Linked DNA regions of Homo sapiens: region 2 is linked to region 1. The links are chromatin loops, found by intact Hi-C in ENCODE. Cell type or tissue: heart right ventricle. All regions are shown on one strand.

Region 1 (5,000 bases):
CCAAGATCACGTCACTGCACTCCAGCCTGAGCAACAGAGTGAGACTCTGTCTTAAAAAAAATTTTTTTTTATTTTCTGAATCTGGTCTAGAAAACTCAATATCCAAATAGGTTCCGTTAATTCTTACTGGAAATAAACAAGCAGCCAGCACTATGGTAAGCAGTCTATATGTACACAGTCACTATAAAATCCTGAAGCTTGCAGATTATTCAGATAGCCCTCTAGCAAAAGCAAACATTCAGAACCTTTTATACTTTCCTTAAGTGGCTCGTAAAGCATCATGGGTTAATGCAAAGAGTCTAGAAACAGAAGTCTAAGACCTGAGTTCTAGTCGCAGCTTCAGCACTAACCAACCAGCTATGAGACTTGAGTTTGACATTCATGTTCTCTGAGTCTCAGAATCAAATTCAAGTTTTTGAAAACAACTCCTATAATGTGATGTTTACCACTGTCGTAATTTTTATAAAACCCTGACAAGTTCAACTAGCTTCTGCTTGTATACTTTCAGGGAAAAAAAAGACTCAGAAGGCAACTCACTGAATTTGGACAGCTCTATACCTCTAAGTATTTCAAATGCTTGTGAAATAATGCTTTAATTGAAGAGTCCTAGATTTAAAGGTAATTCCCACCCAATAATTTTATAGCCAACTTAGTTCCAAAACACAACTGATGTAGTAGAGAAAAATCAGTCTCATAAAACCCTCAAGCGAACAGCATCATTTTTTCTGAAATTAAACACTAAAGTTTATTCAACCTCTTATTGTGGAAAACTGGAAATGAGTGTCCAGTTTTGTTCCAAAATTATTATCAAGATAATATCTCTGATGATCCAGACTAGCAATTCCATAAATAGAAAATGTCTTAAGTTTTGAAAAGAAGCCTTTTCTAAATTTAAATATGGCCTTACACTAAAAAATTAAATCTGTGAACTCATCACTTCTACCAAATACCATTTAGAATTTTAAGTCTACAAACGTCAAAGGAATTTGAATATCTAAAAAACTGTTTACCTTTCGTTGTCCTCTAAAACCAGGATCCATGGCTTAAAGAGCTGAATGATTACTGAATGTAGGGATTTCAGCACTAAAAAGTTTTAGAGACAAAACAAAGGTCATCATTTGTCATTTGTCAATATCACTGCTCACATTATATAGAAAAATCTACCTCTTATTATCTGTAGCTTCATAAACCTATGTTAATGTATAAACAACATGCTTAGTGTAACTATGTATGTTTACGTTTTCATTGGCTACACTGGAATTTCTCTGAATTGAAGAATTTGTATTACAATACAATATCATGGATAATTTTATAACACACTTTTAAAAAAGATAAATGTATAAGATTTAGAACCCCATCTTAGTAAGACAAATGACAGAAAGGGTTGGAAACTGAAACCTCTCTGTACCCCAACCTGCAAAGGAGGGGCAGAGACAAGCTATAGCAAGCACCCTACATTCACTATGTAATGAATATATCCATTCATATATTGTGACATATATGACACATATATGGGCTCATGCCTGTTCTATATATTTCTACTTTCTCTCCTTGACACTCAATATAAATCTCTTAATGTGCCTATTTAAATCTCTCTTAATGGAAAGTCCAAACACCTAGCTCCACATCGCATGAGAAGTATATTACCTGTTTTCCTGCTGGCAGTTGGGTCTTGGGCCAAACAGGTCATTTCTAAGTCAATCAGCCTTTTCACAAGGTAGCCCAAGAATGTCTTCACATCAGCCATATAAGGACTCCATTTTGAGAATAAACCAAAGCTTTTAAAGTCCATCTTGGATAACCGAAGCTTATAAAAAAAGTCTGAAAGCCACTGTATAGTCTCCATTACCTGGAAGAGACAACTAGTCAAAAAATGCTTACTAAATATGTATTTTAGTAAAGTGTTATGATACACTGTGATGGGGGTGTATATAGTAGGTCTTTGACTTTATAAGAGAGTGGCAAAAATATAAAGCATATGAGAAATAAATCAATGGTTTTTTGTTTTTGTTTTTGTTTTGAGGTAGAGTCTTGCTCTGTCGCCTAGGCTGGAGTGCAGTGGCACGATCTTGGCTCATCGCAACCTCCGCTTCCTGGGTTCAAGCGATTCTCCTACCTCAGCCTCCTGAGTAGCTGGGACTACAGGCGTGCACCACCATGCCCAGCTCATTTTTGTATTCTTTAGTAGAGACAGGGTTTCACCATGTTGCCCAGGCTGGTCTCGAATCCCTGACCTCAAGTGATCCGCCCACCTTGGCCTCCCAAAGTGCTGGGGTTACAGGCATGAGCCACCGCGCCAGGCCATCAGTGGGTTTCAAACCTTTTCTAAATCAGTGGAACCATTATTTCAAATAAATTCTCATGCAAATGCATATCAAACAGAAAGGATAAAACCCAGAGCTCCATGGGACACTGCATCATAGAAACCCGACCAGAGGTCTCAGGGTGGAGTCCGATGGGCTAGGGTGGGCAGGAAAGATCTACAGGGGAGTGCCTGCCCTTGTCTTGGATACATGGGCAAGAATTAGACTCAGGGGAATGGGGTGAGCCATCTGGAAAAAGGGGACACGAGGGAACCAAAGCACTTAACACAAAGAAAAACACATGGCTCTTAAAGATAATGCACAAGTTTTCCAACTGCTTAAAAAATGAATAGCAAGGGAAATAAAAAGAAATGCACAAACACGTCAGAGACCAAAGGCTACACACCTGCTTGTCTGACAAGAGAGCATCAGAAGAGCTGGGAAGCACGGCGCCCTCGGTGGACGCTGCCCCCTGCTGGCAGCTGGGGGCGCAGCAGCCCAGGGCTCTCAGAGTGGCCTTCCAACACTCGGGGCTCAGAAGCTGCTCCGCGGAGCCTGCCAGCAGGGACAGGAAGAGCAAGTCAGTGGCTTTCCCGAAAGGAATATTTTAACTTGTAACAAAGAATATGAGCACCTTATAAAGGAATAAAAATAAAGCCAAAATCCAAAACAAACTCACAGGGATATCTGGGGTGAGGAGGCCCAAGTAAAGAGAACCTAAGAGAAGAACTGGCCACCTGCACATTTGGTTTTCCTGGTTCCTGGTAACCCTGCTGGGAGTGAGCGCTGCTGAAGCTGGTGGAGCTACACTCAGAGGGGTGGGAGACCTGACCCTCCGACCCTGACTGGGGAATGGTGGCAGTGCCTCTCCTGGCTGGGGGACCACAGCTATCTATGAGTGTGACAGAAACAACAGTCACAGGACAACGGAAACCACATGATGAAGGCAACTCAGGGCCTGGGCTCTCCAGAAGGAGTCTCCTACCGGCCCCCCAATTCCCCGAAACCAAGACCCAGAGGCAGCATGGAAACGCTGGACAAGTCCAGCAGCCCATATTCTGAACTAGTCCCAACTCTGCTACTTAATAACTTCCCATCCCACAGGACAGGAATAATATCTCCTAAAGTACTTTCCACCCAGAGCGAACATGAGAATCAACTAAAATAACAGGTTCATGGAGCAGGTCTGAGGAGAACGATGGTGAGGCCAGTTACAATATGTCCAGTGTGAGGTACCTGGGGACAGTGCCAGTCTGTGTCCAATGGCCACTGGGGTCTGGATCTTAGGACAGCGCCCCAAAATTAAGCTATCACTGGAAATCACACATGCCTAGAAGGTGGCAGTGACATCAGGGAAAACAACGGGCTCACCCAGAGGGAATGAATGCAGTAGAAGAGCAAAGGATGCTCCCAAGGGAACATCAACATGGTAGCCAAGGAGGAGAAAGAAACCAGGAGGCTGAAGCTCATGACATCTGAGAGGTATCATATTGTTATTCTTAAGTCTGAATTACTTTTCTTGGTAAGAACAAATTTCTAGCTAAATTCCAGTCAATAGTGGTCTAATATAAATGGTTTACAATCTCTTTAAAAGATTTCAGGGAAAAATCCACAACACACACTATTTGAAACTTTAAAAGCTTAGAGAAAAAATTAGCTATGCACATATTCATTGGCATTTGTACAAATGTATTTCCCTTCCACCATTCTCCACCCACCCTGCAACCTGCCTCTGTGGGAAACAATTAAAGCTTGAAGTGCTTTCAAAATGAGAGGCTGCACATTTCAAGGTCCTTTGGGCAACCCGATACACTGGATCATTAACTTATCCATTAAACTATTTCTATGATGTAACACAAAAATTTGGTATAAAGCAAAATTTCATTTGCTATTATATCTATAAACCGTATGAAGTTTGCATTAAAAAGTAAATACTATCTCATTTATCAAATTTTAATAAAATTACTGCCTAGCGAAACTCCAAAAATAAAAAAGCCTACCCTATTTATTTCTCCTCTAAACTCTAAAATTGCTATAGAAAATTGTAAGAAGGGGGAACAGAAGTGGCAGGAATGTGGAGATTGTAATGCTGCTCTTTCCCTTGGTAAATATAAATAAAGTCTATCATTACATATGGATAAAATTAATTTGCAAAAAACAAGAGTAAAAGACTTAGAAAGGAAAAACTCCCAAAATGTTTGGAACTACAGAGAAACAAACTGTCATATTAAACATATCATAAGGCACAACCTCCTTGCTTTGCCAGATCTGTCGTCTGCAGAGTAAGCCAGTCCTTTCCCACCCCACTTCAAGACAGCTGAAAAGTCAAGACAAAGAAGTACCTGCATGACTGTGGACTCCACCAAACTGGAGGTGCTGCCTTGCCCAATTAGAGCCCATTCTCAAATTTAGAACAATAACTGGCCATATTTACAGTAACAACTTTTTGGGCCTTGTTCATCAAGCCCTTTAGATGACAATTAGTGATTCTAAACTCCTATACTGGTATTACTTTCATATCTTTGAATAACATCTGTAAGATGAAAAATGTGATATTAAATATTCACTAAGATCTAGTTAGTTACAATTAAATGAAGACACTTACTTTGCATAAGCAGCCTGAGAATGTCACTGTACTGGTCAGGAAACTGGTAGAGAAGAAGATAAGTCCAGTGCTTACAGAAAAGATTAAATGGC
Region 2 (5,000 bases), 190 kb before region 1:
AGCAAAGGAAAGACCCAGACAGATCCCTACTCATAATCAGCTCATGAAACGCCCTACTGGAGAAAGGCAGAAAGAGTAGCTGGCTTTTTCCCCATCCCTGCATACTCCCCTGGGTGCTCTTTGAATCAATGTTTAGCCGGATTTCACCCAATCATGAGCGTGTGAGTGGGGAGCACCCCCATGACTTGGCTTCCTGCCCAACACATCACACCACAACCTGTGAATAACTCATCTTCCCCAACACATTATAACCTCTGAGGGGCCAGATTATGTATTTTCATGGCCCCCATTCCAGGCCTGGCACGTGGATACATATTTACTGACAGATGGACCCCTACTTCAGCATCCCTGTAAGCCTGGAATTAATTCCAGGAGGTGGGTACTAAGCAAGATAATGTTTAACCAAAATGCAGATTCTAGCACCTCCCCTGAACCCTAAGATATTGGGATTCAGTAAGTGATGGGGTATCTGCATTTTTACCTGCATCGCAAATGACTTAAGAAGGCCAATTCTCCTGGCTATCTGAAGAACTGAAGGAGGTGGGTAGACAGAGGGGGTCTCAGCACAGGAATTTGAGTAGAATTCACGTAGAAGCCCAGGACATGATTGCATGAGTGGCCATGGGTCAGTGTGCAGCTTGCAAATCCAGTCACTGTAAGGCCTTATCCTAGAAAGGCCCTGACGGGGACTGGGGTTGCGGGGGTGGGGATTGAGGCAGGTGGCTACCATCTGTCAAGAGCAGCAGCAGACCTGCAGCTGGCTCCATGGCTTCTGTGGCCCATGCCCACCCTCCCTCCTTACCATCACAGCAGTCGCCCAAATGGCTCAGAGAGGAGCTCATGGGAACCCCACTTACTGTTGACACTGGGGGAAAAGAATGGAAATATGATTTGGCATAACTTGAGGGACGTATAAATGGTTTGTGCCTTTCACACCCCAAAAACTTCAATTTACCTCCCTCATGAATGTCTTAGAAGCTTCTGCATTCTTTAAGAAAACTCTAGTTTTTACATAAATTTAATATTGACCATATAATTCAACATTCAATTTTATGTTATCTGGTATCACCTGCCACCTGGGTGGAGGGTCTTATTTGCTCAGCAAGATGGGAAACTCTAAAGTCAAAGACCTCATCTTATAATTACTTGAACACAACATACTTTGGAGACCAAACATATTACTGAGCACAGGATATCCGTGCTGCTTGATTCACTTACTATTTGAACTCCTGGTTCTGAGACTGTTATCCGAGGAGAATAAAAGGGTGCTGGATGGGCTTCCATGGAGAGATGGAAACTGTCTGAGTGTTAAGGGCTCAGGCTAGGGAGGAGACAAAACTCTTCTTCTGAAAGTTTCATAGCTTTAGCTCTTATATTTAGGTCTTTGATCCACTTTGAGTTATTTTTTGTATATGGTAGTAGAGTCCCCAATCTTCTGCAAGTGGATATTCAGTTGCCCCAGCACTATTTATTGAAAAGACTATTCTTTTTTGCATATGGGATTGTTTTTCAGAATCCAGAAAAATCTTTAGTTCACATTCCTCTTGCTTTAAGGTAGTATTTCCATAACTCATCAGTCATGGATCTTAAATACATATCCAAAAGAAAAAATTTTAAATAAGAAAAAGTCACATGATCCAATGAGATCCAGGTACATTAAGCCAAATAAAGTTTAACATCTTTCATTAGCATTGGCTTCTCAAAGACTTTAATGCCAGTGTGCTTTTAATGAATCACTTATCCTTCTTTTATCAGAGAAGGGCGTGTGTGTGTGTGTGTGTGTGTGTGTGTGTGTCCACATATTAACATCTCTACGAGTACACTTCCAAACACCTCGAGTTTTGGAATCATTCTTTTGCAAGAGTAGACTTACTGACTTGAATGCTATTGGATTGTTTTAATTTCATCTTGGAGAGTTCGGCTAACAGGATGGTTGGGGTGTGTGTGTTTTGTAGACTTGTAGCTTTTATCTTCAACCAGGTCAGAGCAGAAATAACACAGTAACCTATGAATTCCTCTGGGGTGTTTTTTAGCAACTGAATGTAGAAGCCACAATTTTAGTTTGTTTCTGAACTGTCCATTTTTTTAAACTTAAATATTAAGGTGTGTGTTGTTGTTTTGTTTTGCTTTTTGAAAGTGTGGTCCAAGAACCACCTGAATCAGACTCACTTGGATGTAGTTAAAAAGCGCAGATCCCTAAGGCCCCTTCAGACCTAATAGTCAGAAACACTGGGGCTGGAGCCCAGACTGCACCCCTCCCCCCGCCCCGCCCCGCCCAGGATCCCTGGTGATTCCTGTGCATATCGAAGTTTGAAAAGCATGCTTTTCCTTGAAATTAAGAGACAGTGAACCCAGTTGTCTGCAAAGAGATAGGGGACAGAAACTTACATGTACCTAGGACGAAGATGGCTCTTTCTGTACCTTTGTCCCTTCCCTTCATCTGCACTGCCCACCTTCTGTGCCCTTTTGCATGCTCACACATCCTTCTGTATGATCAACGGACTTGGGCACGCTGCACACTCCTTGGCTTATGAAACTTTCACACTGTCAGCAGAGGGCGCCAGAGACCCTCCAAAAGCCACGGAATGCTCCATTTGCTCGTTGCCCTCCTTTTGCATTCCAGGCTTTTGCATTCTATTCTAGGCATCTAGTTTTCCAGGCTTAGGCCTGTCCCCCACCTCACTGATTCTCAAAGGGACATTGGATCTCAGGAGAGTGCACAGCTTCTAAGAAACGCACTTATTGTGGGGCCTGGAAATTTATTTAATGCCTCTGAGCCCAAATTTCACATCCTAACAAGGAACTAATTTATTAGCCTGTTACTGTAGTTCTTTTAATGGTTAAATGAGGTAACAGGTGAATGTGCCCATGAAGGTCAGCAGCCCAGTGACTGCCAGCACCCTGCCACTGCCACCACTGGTGCAAGTGTAAGCATGGACACTGGCAACCCTGCTCCCACCTGCACCCTGCCACAGGTACAAGTGCACACAGGAATGCAGCAGCTCGACTTCTGCTGGTACCCCAACCCCACCAAGGCATAAGCACCCTGCGGCGCTGCCACAGGTGCCAGAACACGTGAGTGAGCACAGATCCTGCTGCCACCGCCCCAAAGAAGCACTTTGTCTGGCACCACCCATCAGAGGGTTGTGGCTAATGGACCAGGAACACCTTGGACCCTCTGATGCAGCAGGTTCCCAATCTCACGGGGCCAGATAACAAAGCTGGGGTCCTGGTACCAACTCCCCAGACTTAGAGTCCACCAGGAGTGCTGAGCTGAGCCGTGGCCCCTAAAATCTTCCAGAAATGAACCCAGTCAACTGAACCTACCTTATACTGCAATGAAACCCCCAAGGGCAGCAAAGAAGAGAAAAGCAAAGAAAAAAACATGCATCGAAAGGACAGCAACTTCAGAGGTTGAGGGAACATCATCCCACACAGATAAGAAGGAATCAGCACAAGAACTCTGGCAACTCAAAATGCCAGAATGTTTTCTTACCTCCAAATGACCACACAAGTTCCCCAGCAATGGTCCCTACCTGGGGCTGAAATGACAGAAAAAGAATTCAGATTACCGACAGGAACAGAGAACATTATCATTGACATCCAGGAGAAAGTTGAAACCCAATCCAAGGAATCTAAGGAATATAATAAAACAATACAGGAGATAACATATGAAATGGCATTTTGAGGAAGAACCAAACTGATCTGATAGACCTGAAAAACTCACTTCAAGAATTTCATAATACAATCACGAATATTAACAGCAGAATCAACCAAGCTGAGGAAAGAATCTGAGAGTTTGAAGCCCAGTTCTACAAAATAGACAAAAATAAAGAAAAAACAATAAAGAAGAATAAACAAAACCTCCGAGAAATATGGGATTATGTAAAGAGACCAAATCTACAACTCCCTGGCATCCCTGAAAGAGAGAAAGAAAGAGAGAGAGCACGCACATGAGAGCGAGCAAGCACAGATCACAAGCAACTTGGAAAACATTTAAGGATATCATCCATGAAAATTTCCCCAACCTCACTAGACAGGCCAATGTTCAAATTCAGGAAATGCAGAGAACCCTTGCAAGATACTATACAAGATGACCACCCCCAAGATACATAGTCATCAGATTCTTCAAGGCCAAAATGAAAAACAAAATGTTAAAGGCAGCTAGAAAGAAGGAGCAGGTCACCTACAAACGGAATCCCACTAGGCTAATAGTGGATCTTTCAGCAGAAGCTCTACAAGCCAGAAGCAATTGGGGAGCCTGTATTCAGCATTCTTAAAGAAAATAAATTCCAATCAAGAATTTTACAGGCAGTCTAACTAAACTTCATAAGCAAAGGAAAAATAAGACCCTTTTTAGACAGGCAAATGCTCTTGGAATTCATTACCACCAGACCTGCCTTACAAGAGATCCTTAAGGGAATGCTGAATGTGGAAAGGCCATCACTGGCAACTGCAAAAACACATTTAGGTACTGAGACCATTGACACCATAAAGCAACCACACAATCAAGTCTGCATAATAACCAGCTAACAACAGAATGCCAGGATCAAATCCACACATATAAATATCAATCTTGAATGTAAATAGGCTAAATGCCCCAATTAAAAGGCATAGAGTAGCAAGCTAGATAAAGAAGTAAGACCAAAGTATATGCTGTCTTCAAGAGACCCATCTCACATGCAATGGCATTCATAGGCTCAAAGTAAAGGGATGGAGAAAAATCTACCAAGCAAACAGAAAATAGAAAAAAGCAGAGGTTGCTATTCTAATTTCAGATAAAATAGTCTTAAAACCAAAAATAATTTTAAAAAGACAAAGAACATTACATGATAGTAAAGGGGTTCAATTAACCAAGAAGACCTAACTATCCTAAATAGACATGCCCCCAACACAAGGGCACCTAGATTCATAAAGCAAGTTTTTAGAGACCTATGAAGAGATTTAGATAACTGCACAATAATAGTGGGAGACTTCAACATCCCACTGAAAGTATTAGA

The links. Hi-C counts contacts between places; a loop is a spot of excess contacts. Peaks named below come from ENCODE experiments on the same cell type or tissue, not always from the same donor. Only the 100,000 strongest peaks of a DNase experiment are listed, where the experiment ranks them.
Region 2: it touches region 1 in a loop (12-fold over the local background); 86 of 110 quality-filtered maps call a loop at or near these places.

The regions. Positions count from the first base shown.
Region 1 is chr18:45,877,366-45,882,365 of GRCh38, forward strand. It overlaps EPG5 (ectopic P-granules 5 autophagy tethering factor), which reads right to left. Exons shown (of 44, transcript NM_020964.3): 31 at 4,909-5,000; 32 at 2,710-2,858; 33 at 1,648-1,849; 34 at 1,011-1,083. Among named protein-coding and RNA genes, the nearest start is that of SIGLEC15, 54 kb to the left of the region's middle. In heart right ventricle, a CTCF peak has its summit at 2,791 (motif pointing left); a DNase peak (open chromatin) is centred at 2,816; H3K27ac peaks cover 395 bases.
Region 2 is chr18:45,688,899-45,693,898 of GRCh38, forward strand. LOC105372093 (a long non-coding RNA gene) reads right to left here. Exons shown (of 10, transcript XR_935423.3): 7 at 3,497-3,542. Among named protein-coding and RNA genes, the nearest start is that of SLC14A1, 33 kb to the right of the region's middle. In heart right ventricle, a CTCF peak has its summit at 2,549 (motif pointing right); a DNase peak (open chromatin) is centred at 2,553; H3K27me3 peaks cover 733 bases.